Linked DNA regions of Homo sapiens: all the other regions are linked to region 1. Evidence: chromatin contacts called from ENCODE Hi-C or POLR2A ChIA-PET data. All regions are on one chromosome and are shown on one strand. Each heading gives the region's core, a stretch centred on a gene start or an enhancer-like site at or near the end of the contact. The rest is flanking DNA. Distances are from core to core; before and after follow the strand shown.

The links. A loop is a pair of places that touch in the nucleus more often than their neighbours do. ChIA-PET counts read pairs that join two places held with the same protein, here RNA polymerase II (POLR2A). Pooled maps may share reads with other maps.
Region 2: a pooled map shows a loop between it and region 1 (4-fold over the local background). The contact joins the enhancer-like site here to the promoter of PLAGL2 in region 1. A Hi-C loop is called at or near these places in 1 of 168 maps with a recorded cell type or tissue (naive thymus-derived CD4-positive, alpha-beta T cell) and 6 of 50 pooled maps. POLR2A ChIA-PET finds 5 or more read pairs at or near these places in 4 of 52 experiments (OCI-LY7, WTC11 and activated T-cell).
Region 3: a loop to region 1 is called in a pooled map, with 7 times the contacts of the local background. The contact joins the promoter of BCL2L1 here to the promoter of PLAGL2 in region 1. A Hi-C loop is called at or near these places in 8 of 50 pooled maps. POLR2A ChIA-PET finds 5 or more read pairs at or near these places in 2 of 52 experiments (PC-9 and WTC11).

Annotation. Positions count from the first base shown.
Region 1 is chr20:32,206,148-32,209,007 of GRCh38, forward strand. It overlaps PLAGL2 (PLAG1 like zinc finger 2), which reads right to left and starts at 1,596. Exons shown (of 3, transcript NM_002657.3): 1 at 1,494-1,596. POFUT1 (protein O-fucosyltransferase 1) reads left to right here and starts at 1,733. Exons shown (of 7, transcript NM_015352.2): 1 at 1,733-1,918. The coding sequence starts at 1,795. RefSeq lists a silencer at 1,383-1,802 and enhancers at 1,567-2,480, 1,943-2,072.
Region 2 is chr20:31,893,942-31,896,641 of GRCh38, forward strand. All of the region lies in intron 3 of TTLL9 (tubulin tyrosine ligase like 9), which reads left to right. Among named protein-coding and RNA genes, the nearest start is that of TTLL9, 25 kb to the left of the region's middle. RefSeq lists an enhancer at 1,145-1,194. Within about 2 kb of position 1,335, at least 14 of the 41 ENCODE cell types and tissues checked have a DNase peak (open chromatin) inside an H3K27ac peak, as active enhancers do.
Region 3 is chr20:31,721,389-31,724,213 of GRCh38, forward strand. BCL2L1 (BCL2 like 1) reads right to left here and starts at 1,480. Exons shown (of 3, transcript NM_138578.3): 1 at 1,230-1,480; 2 at 267-960. The coding sequence starts at 830. RefSeq lists enhancers at 1,099-1,854, 1,789-1,848, 1,855-2,609, 2,379-2,578 and silencers at 1,219-1,338, 1,389-1,498, 1,398-1,692, 1,899-2,348.

The DNA of each region.
Region 1 (2,860 bases), core at 346-2,845:
CAAAACAAAAAACAGATCCTGATCTCAGAACCAGAAACAAATCCTAAAACACACTGGTTGGCTGGAAAACAGTGAGAAGAGGGGAAATGGGAATGCTGTCGCCCCCTTCCCCCCCGCCCACTCCAGAGTGGTGGGAGAATTAAATTACAGGGAGGCTGGAGAGTCTCAATGACTTGCACCATTCCAAGAAACATCAAACAGGATTAACAGGGGTTGGATTTACTCTCAGGCTGCTAATTCTTCTGTCAGTGTAGATGGGCCCTCTTTGGAGTCTCTTTGATTCACTATTTCCTCAGATTCCTGCTGCCTCCCACTCCTGGGGAGGCCTTGAACAAATGGCTGCAACTCATCACAACCCCATTTTCATGGGGAGAAAACGTGATTCGACACCCCCGCTCCCAATCTGGTGGCCTCACCTTAGGAGAGAAAGGTTAGAAACCCAAGACCAGACTCTACACACAGTCCCATGGCTGACAGGTGGAAAAACACACAAGCCAGGAGACAGGCTAAGCTTGCAGGTGAAAGCACCGATTCCCCCACACAGGTGTCCCCATATCCTCCACCTAACAGGCCCCTTTCTCCCCACCAAGGTGGGCCACAGCCTGGTCCCAGGCCAACTTTTAGATCACCCCACTGTGGTGTGGGAAAGGTTCAATTCCCCGAGCCTGGGAGAGATGGGAGTGGATGAGGGCTGGAGAAGCAAAGGAAATCCAGGGAGAAGTCTGGAGGGAGTCTCTGGGATGGGAAGGAAGAGCGAGGATGGGAAGGAATCATGAGCAACTTTCCTGGGTCTCTAAGGGATCCCCACAAGAATGAAATGGGGGATTATAAGGGCTGGAAGGCTGGGGGGATGGGGATAGTCAGAAGTGTATCCTCTGAATTTCAAGAGGGTCTCAAAATGGGTAACGGGATGGAAGATGTCGAAAGCCTGGGAGTATGGCCACTGAGGAGGGAACTACAGGTGGGGCTTATTCGACTTCTCCAGACCCAGATATTTGAGGGAAGCCTCAAAGGGAGTTATGTAAGTCTGGAAAATGAAACAGGGTACAGAGCGGGCTATCTGGAGCAGGAAAGGGGGTTATGTGGGTCTGGGTAGGCGTGTCGGAGGGAGGGAGCAGGTGCAGCTTATCTGCGTCCCCCAGACCCGGGTCCCTGGTAAGGTCAGCAGCGCCTTATCTGGGTCTCCAGGGAGCCTAGGGGTCGGGAATGGGGGACCCTCAGGACTGCGTCTCCAGGTCTCGGAAGGGAGGGGACCGGTGGCTTCCTCGGGTCCCCCAGACACAGGTATGGGGTCCAGGGAGAGTTTTCGTCACCCCAGGGCCTATCTGGGGCCGGGTTGGCGCAGACCGGGCCCCGGGTCGGGGGTGTGGGCGACCGCGCTGAGGGGCCCGAGATGAGGCGCGCCGCCGCTCCGGGTACAGGGCGCGCGGACGCAGCGAGACGGCCTCCCGCCCCTCTCCCCGCCGTCCCCTGGGGCCCTCGCCGGCACTCACCGCGCTCGGGGCCCCACGCTGCGGGCCGGGCCGCGCTCGGGCTCCGCCAGGCCCCCTCAGGCCCCGGTAGTGGCGGCGGTCGGGCCATTGTGCGGTGCATTGTGGGAGCCGCGCGAGCGGGCGCTCGGGTCGTGGAGGGGGCGGTGCCGCGGGATCTCTATGGTCCCGCCCGCCCGCGGGCTAGAGCGGCCGGGGCGGTGCGCGGGCGGCGCGCAGGGACCGCTGGGAGCGGGGCGGGCGCTCGCGTCCCTCCTTCCCTCCCCGACTGTGCGCCGCGGCTGGCTCGGGTTCCCGGGCCGACATGGGCGCCGCCGCGTGGGCACGGCCGCTGAGCGTGTCTTTCCTGCTGCTGCTTCTGCCGCTCCCGGGGATGCCTGCGGGCTCCTGGGACCCGGCCGGTTACCTGCTCTACTGCCCCTGCATGGGTAAGGCCTCCCAAGCCCTCTGCTCAGATGGAGAAACTGAGGCCGGGAGAGGAAAAGCCACTCCTCAGATGCGCCCAGAGACACCTTCACAGGTCCAGGAGAGAACCTCAGAGCGGGACGGGGCATGCTCTTCTCCTCTCTGCCTTAGTTGCAAGGGCACAGAGGGGCCAACGTGTCCAACTTTCCATTTGACAGATGAGAAAACTGAGGCTGGGAGAGGTTACGTGACTTGCTTGAGGTCTAAGCCAGTCCAGGGTCCAGTAAATGGAGTTAGTGGGGCAGGACTTGATGTCACTGACCCACGCTGGCTCCTGGTGATTTTTCATTGATTCAGCAAATATTTATGGGGCACCTATTCTGTGCCGGGCCCTGTTCTCTGTACTGGGAATACCGCAGTGAATAAGATAAACTCCGTGTCCTTGTAGAGCCTTCATTTTAGTTGGGGAAGACAAACAATTGAGAATAAGTAGGCCAGGCGCGGTGGCTCACTTCTGTAATCCCACCACTTTGAGAGACCGAGGCAGGATCACTTGAAGCCAGGAGCTCGAGATCAGCCTAGGCAACATAGTGAAAATCCAATCTCAAAAAAAAAAAAAAAAAAAAAAAGCAGAGCGTGGTATCGTGTGCTTGTAGTCCCTTGGGAGTTATCTGGGCGGCTACTTGGGAGGCTGAGGTGGGAGGATCTCTTGAGCCGAGGAATTCGAGGCTGCAGTGAGCTCTGATCGTGCCACCGCACTGCCAGCCTGGGTGACAGAGTGAGACCCTGTCTCGAAACAAGCAAACCCAAAAAGGGGTAAACATAAAACAATAAATACATAGTTTCATAGAGGATGATGAATACTAAGGGAAAATAAAGAGAGCAGGGTAGGGGAGAATCTAAAGACCATGCCAGGTGCACAGTTGAAATGGGTATGGTGGATCATCATTGTGGAAGTGGATGAT
Region 2 (2,700 bases), core at 85-2,584, 310 kb before region 1:
ATAAATTTTTTCTCTAATTCAATTTGAACAATTTCAATTAGACTGTTTTCAAATGTACGGTTTTTCCTTCTCAATGCCTAGTCTCTTGTTAAGCACATCCATTGAACTTTCAATTTCAGATATTATAGTTTTCCCTTCTAGAATTTCCATTTGGTTCTTTTTTTTTTTTTTTTTTTTTTTGAGACAGGGTCTTGCTCTGTCACACAGGCTGGAGTGCAGTGGTGCGATCATGGCTCACTGCAGCTTTAACCTCCTGGGCTCAAGTGATCCTCCCACCTCAGCTCCCCAGGTAGCTGGGACTACAGGCACGTACCACCATGCCTGGCTAATTTTAAAACTTTGTGTAGAAATGGGGTCTCACTGTGTTGCACAGGCTGGTCTTGAACTCCTGGGTGATCCTGCCACCTCAGCCTCCCAAAGTATTGGGATTACAGGTATGAGCCACTTGGCCATTTGGTTCTTTTCTGCAGTAACTCATCTATTCACACATTGTATCCATCTTTTCCCATAAATCCTATAACATATTTATAATAATTTTTAAATTTCTTCTCTAATGATTCTGATAACTGGGTCATTTATGGGTTTATTTCAGTTGGCTCTTTTTCCTCTTGATTATGTATTACATTTCCCTGCTTTGCTATTGCATGTGTTATATTTTTAGAACTGCACTCTGGATATTGTGTATGAAAAACAATTGTATATCATAATTTTTTAGTCTTTATATACATATACATATATACACATACATACACACACTTTATATATATATACATGTATATACACACACACACACACACACACACATACGTACACACACTTTATAGAGTATGCGAGCTCCTTCCTCTGACTAGCAGGTTTAGGGGCTGATCATTCAGATTCCTCCTAAAGCTGAGTTGAACATGGGTTGGGCTGCAGCTTTAATTAAATTGCGTGTACTCCAATCCAACCTCCTTCACTGCCGTCTTGAGCTTGTTAGTATTTGAGCTATGTGGGGCTGCAGTGCTGATTATTGTTTAATTTATTTTTATTTTTAGAGACAGTGTCTCACTATGTTGCCCAGTCTGGTCTCCAACTCCAGTTTTTCATCCATCAACATAAAAAAATAGAGACAAATCTCCAAGTAAAAAGGTTTTATTTGGGAATAATATACAAGAAGTAGAACTGCAATCCAGGATGTCCACATAGACTAGGGCAGCCCCCAGCATGTCTGAGAACAAAGGAAAAGTTTAGGGTTCTCTTGGGGAAAGAGGAGATTTACGTAAGTTGTTTCAAAAGAAAGTTCATTGGCGCTAGCAGTGTTTTTTATGAGAGCTGGCGAGTTCAGTAGCAGATTGGTGAGTGTCAGTAGTTGCTAGGTAGGACTTGGAGTCTCGGAGTTCTTGTTAGGCCCTTGCAGTTTTGGATTGGGCCTGAGAAACCGTGTCAGGCTAGTGTTCCTGTGTTAGCTGCTAGCTGCCCTTGTGCTGTTAGCAGTACTCTTGTCTCATGTGGGAAGCTGTGGTTTGGAAAATGTTCTTGTGAAAGTTCTTATTATCTGGCAAATCATGCATGAGACTCCTCCCTTCATGACCTTTCCTGGCTCTGTATTTTTATTTTTTTACTTTTTATTTTTTGAGATGGAGTCTCACTCTGTAGCCCAGGCTGGAGAGCAGTGGTGTGATCTCGGCTCACTGCAGGCTCTGCTTCCCAGGTTCCAACGATTCTCCTGCCTCAGCCTCCCGGGTAGCTGGGATTACAGGCACATGCCACCATGCCCGGCTAGAAGCTGGGAAAGGCAAGGAAACAAATTCTCCCATAGAGCCTCCAAAAGGAATGCAGCCATGCCAACCCATTTCAGTCCCTCTGCCTTCTGGAACAGTAAGGTTATTCATGTATTTATTTATTTATTTATTTATTTATTTATTTATTTATTTATTGAGACAGGGTCTCGCTCTCTTGCCCAGGCTGGAGTGCAGTGGCACAGTCTCGGCACACTGCAACTTCCATCTCCCGGGTTCAAGCGATTCTCCTGCCTCAGACTCCCCAGTAGCTGGGATTACAGGCACCAGCCACCATGCCCGGCTAATGTTTGTATTTTTAGTAGAGATGGGGTTTCACCATGTTGTCCAGGCTGGTCTGGAACTCCTGATCTCAGGTGTTCTGCCTGCCTCAGCCTCCCAGAGTGCTATGATTACAGGCATGAGCCACTGCGCCCGGCCTGATTTTTTTGTATTTTTAGTAGAGACGCGGTTTCACCATGTTGGTCAGGCTGGTCTCCAGCTCCTGACCTCAAATGATCTGCCCGCCTCAGCCTCCCGAAGAGCTGGGATTATAGGCGTGAGCCACCTAGCCCGGCCCCCTGGCCCTATTTTGCCAGGGTTTGACACAAGTGATTCCATTTTGAATCTGACAACTTTCACACACCACTAATTATAATGTTAGCTCGAGTTTTTTTAAGATGCTTTTATCAAGTTGATGAAGTTCCTCTCAGAGTTTTTAAATGAATGAGTGTTTAATTTTTGTCAAATGCCTTTTCTGCATCAATTGATATAATCATGTGATTTCTCCATTTTAGTCTGTTAATATGACTGATTACATTGTTTTTTTTGTTGTTGTTTTGGTTTTTTTTGAGACAGTCTCTCTCTGTCGCCCACACTGGAGTGCAGTGGTGCTATCTCGGCTCACTGCAACCTCTGCCTCCCCAATTCAAGCGATTCTCCT
Region 3 (2,825 bases), core at 230-2,729, 480 kb before region 1:
CTTTGCTGAGAAACTGGAACACAAGTATGGAATAGTGGAGTCATGGGGGTGACCAGGGTGAAAGATGCCTGATCTCTGAAGCACAGGGTCATTTGTATTTCCAAGGAGTTAACCTCTTGTGGTGAAATGAGGCCAGTCAGGTTTCCTCAACTATCAACGTCTCCAACAATCACCCAACACAACAGAAAGAGATACAGAAGAAGGGCTGTTGGGGATCTCTGACCAGAGGCCAAAGAAAAGGGACACACAAGGGGCTTGGTTCTTACCCAGCCGCCGTTCTCCTGGATCCAAGGCTCTAGGTGGTCATTCAGGTAAGTGGCCATCCAAGCTGCGATCCGACTCACCAATACCTGCATCTCCTTGTCTACGCTTTCCACGCACAGTGCCCCGCCGAAGGAGAAAAAGGCCACAATGCGACCCCAGTTTACCCCATCCCGGAAGAGTTCATTCACTACCTGTTCAAAGCTCTGATATGCTGTCCCTGGGGTGATGTGGAGCTGGGATGTCAGGTCACTGAATGCCCGCCGGTACCGCAGTTCAAACTCGTCGCCTGCCTCCCTCAGCGCTTGCTTTACTGCTGCCATGGGGATCACCTCCCGGGCATCCAAACTGCTGCTGTGGCCAGTGGCTCCATTCACCGCGGGGCTGTCTGCCAGGTGCCAGGATGGGTTGCCATTGATGGCACTGGGGGTCTCCATCTCCGATTCAGTCCCTTCTGGGGCCTCAGTCCTGTTCTCTTCCACATCACTAAACTGACTCCAGCTGTATCCTTTCTGGGAAAGCTTGTAGGAGAGAAAGTCAACCACCAGCTCCCGGTTGCTCTGAGACATTTTTATAATAGGGATGGGCTCAACCAGTCCATTGTCCAAAACACCTGCTCACTCACTGAGTCTCGTCTCTGGTTAGTGATTCTCTTCTAAGATCCAAAGCCAAGATAAGATTCTGAAGGGAGAGAAAGAGCTTCAGGAAAAAAAAATAATTAATATGCATGCCATTTACCCTAAAAATTCCATTCCCCCTCCAGGTACCAGAACTGGTTTCTTTGTGGGTCTTACGAAGGTCTGGGTCTAGGTTCCAAGATACTTCACTTAAGTCAAATCGAAAGCACCAGTGGACTCTGAATCTCCCACCAGCCTTTTCTACCCCCGTCTTCTCCGAAATGCCTTCCTCGGAAAGTCACTCCCTGGGCAGTCCCCCCCGCCCCACTCCCGCTCCCCCGCACCACCTACATTCAAATCCGCCTTAGGCAAAGGCAGGCAGGTGCAGCCCCCGGAAGATCTTTTGTATCACAGGTCGGGAGAGGAGGTGGCTGCGGGGATGCCGGTAACTCAGCCGGCCTCGCGGTGGCTGGCAAAAAAACCAGCTCCGGCCGGAGGGATCATGCGACCCGGCAGGCTGGGAGCCCAGAAGGCGACACAGGAATTGCGAAGCTCAGGAACCAGCCCCCTCGCTTGCTTCCTCCTCCATCGCCCGGATCGAGGGCGGCCGCTCCGCAGCCGCGGCCTCCTGCCACCCGGGAGCCCAGCCCCCTCTCTCTTGCACGCCCCTTGGCTCTCCGCCTCCTACTGGGAGCCAGGAGTACTCTCCCGGAGGTGGCTGGTATGGATTTAGTTGGTTTTTGTTTTTCTTTTTTCTATTTAAGCACCAGCCCAGGGTGAGGTGGAGGCGTCCGAAACCCTAAAGGGACTTCTCAATGGGGTTCAAGGTTTCAGTGAGGGACGCAGGGAGGGGGAAACTGCCTCAGATCTGCAATCTGACTTTGGGAAGGCCACCCCCAGGCCTGTCTGTGATGTTGAAGGCCGGAGACCCCCAACAAATGCCGCTGGTTTGCTCTGAATTCCCCAAAGGCCCAGAACGTGGCAGTTGGGGATTGCCGGGTCCTCCATTCCCCGCCCGGACACAATGGCCGCCGGCGCCCTGCACAAAGACTGGGTGAGGGTGAGGCGCTGGGCCTCTCCTCAGGTCAGGAAGAGGGGTCGAGGCCTGCTCGACGGCCCCACAGCTGAGACCACGTTTTCCTGGGGACAGGCCCAAAGTGGCTTTCTGGCGCCCCCGGGAGGGCTCCGGGGCCGGGGGCTGCACCTCTCCGGAGCCCAGGGTGGGCCGGCTGCGGCCTAGCGGCTTCTCGAGCTCACTAGGCCGGGTACCCGCCGAGCCACCGCCCCGTTGCTAGGCAACCGCCCTCCCCCGGGGGCGCCCCCTAGACCTTCCTGAGAGGAGGGGCCTCGCCCCCGGCGGTCCGCCCCAGCGCAGCCAATCAGCGAGCCCAGCCGGCACGGAAGCGGGACGGCGAAGGCTCCTATTGGGCGCAACGGCTGTCACGCACAGGGGAGGCGGCGCTCTCACCTGCGAGCCCCGCGAGCCGTGGGGGGCCACATCCCCCTTCATCGGCCCGGTAGCTTCCAGACGCAAGAGCTCTTCGCGGCCGAGTTCCGCGCCGCGGACCCGGGCCGGCCTACCTGGCTGCCGGCCTACCTGGCTGACTGCTCGCGCCGTCTCTCCCGAACAAGCCGGCCTCAGTTTCCCCTGAAGAGACAGGGGAACTTGCAAGCTCAGTCACTTCCGGTGCCGCGGCAACGCGCGCGAGCCCGAGACGCAAAGGGAGTGCGCGCCTTGAGTGACTGGCATCAGGACCGGGGAGAGATCGCCCCCTCGCGGTAGATCTGGGGAATCGGGAGGCGCAAAAAATCAACATTTATAATCACATTTCCATTTATTCATTCAGTCAGTCAGTCAGTCACTCATCAGTCAATCAGCCTATTTCATCCGTCCGTCAGTTTATATATAGAAGAAGCATCGCCTTGTGGTTAAGCACTTTGTCTGGA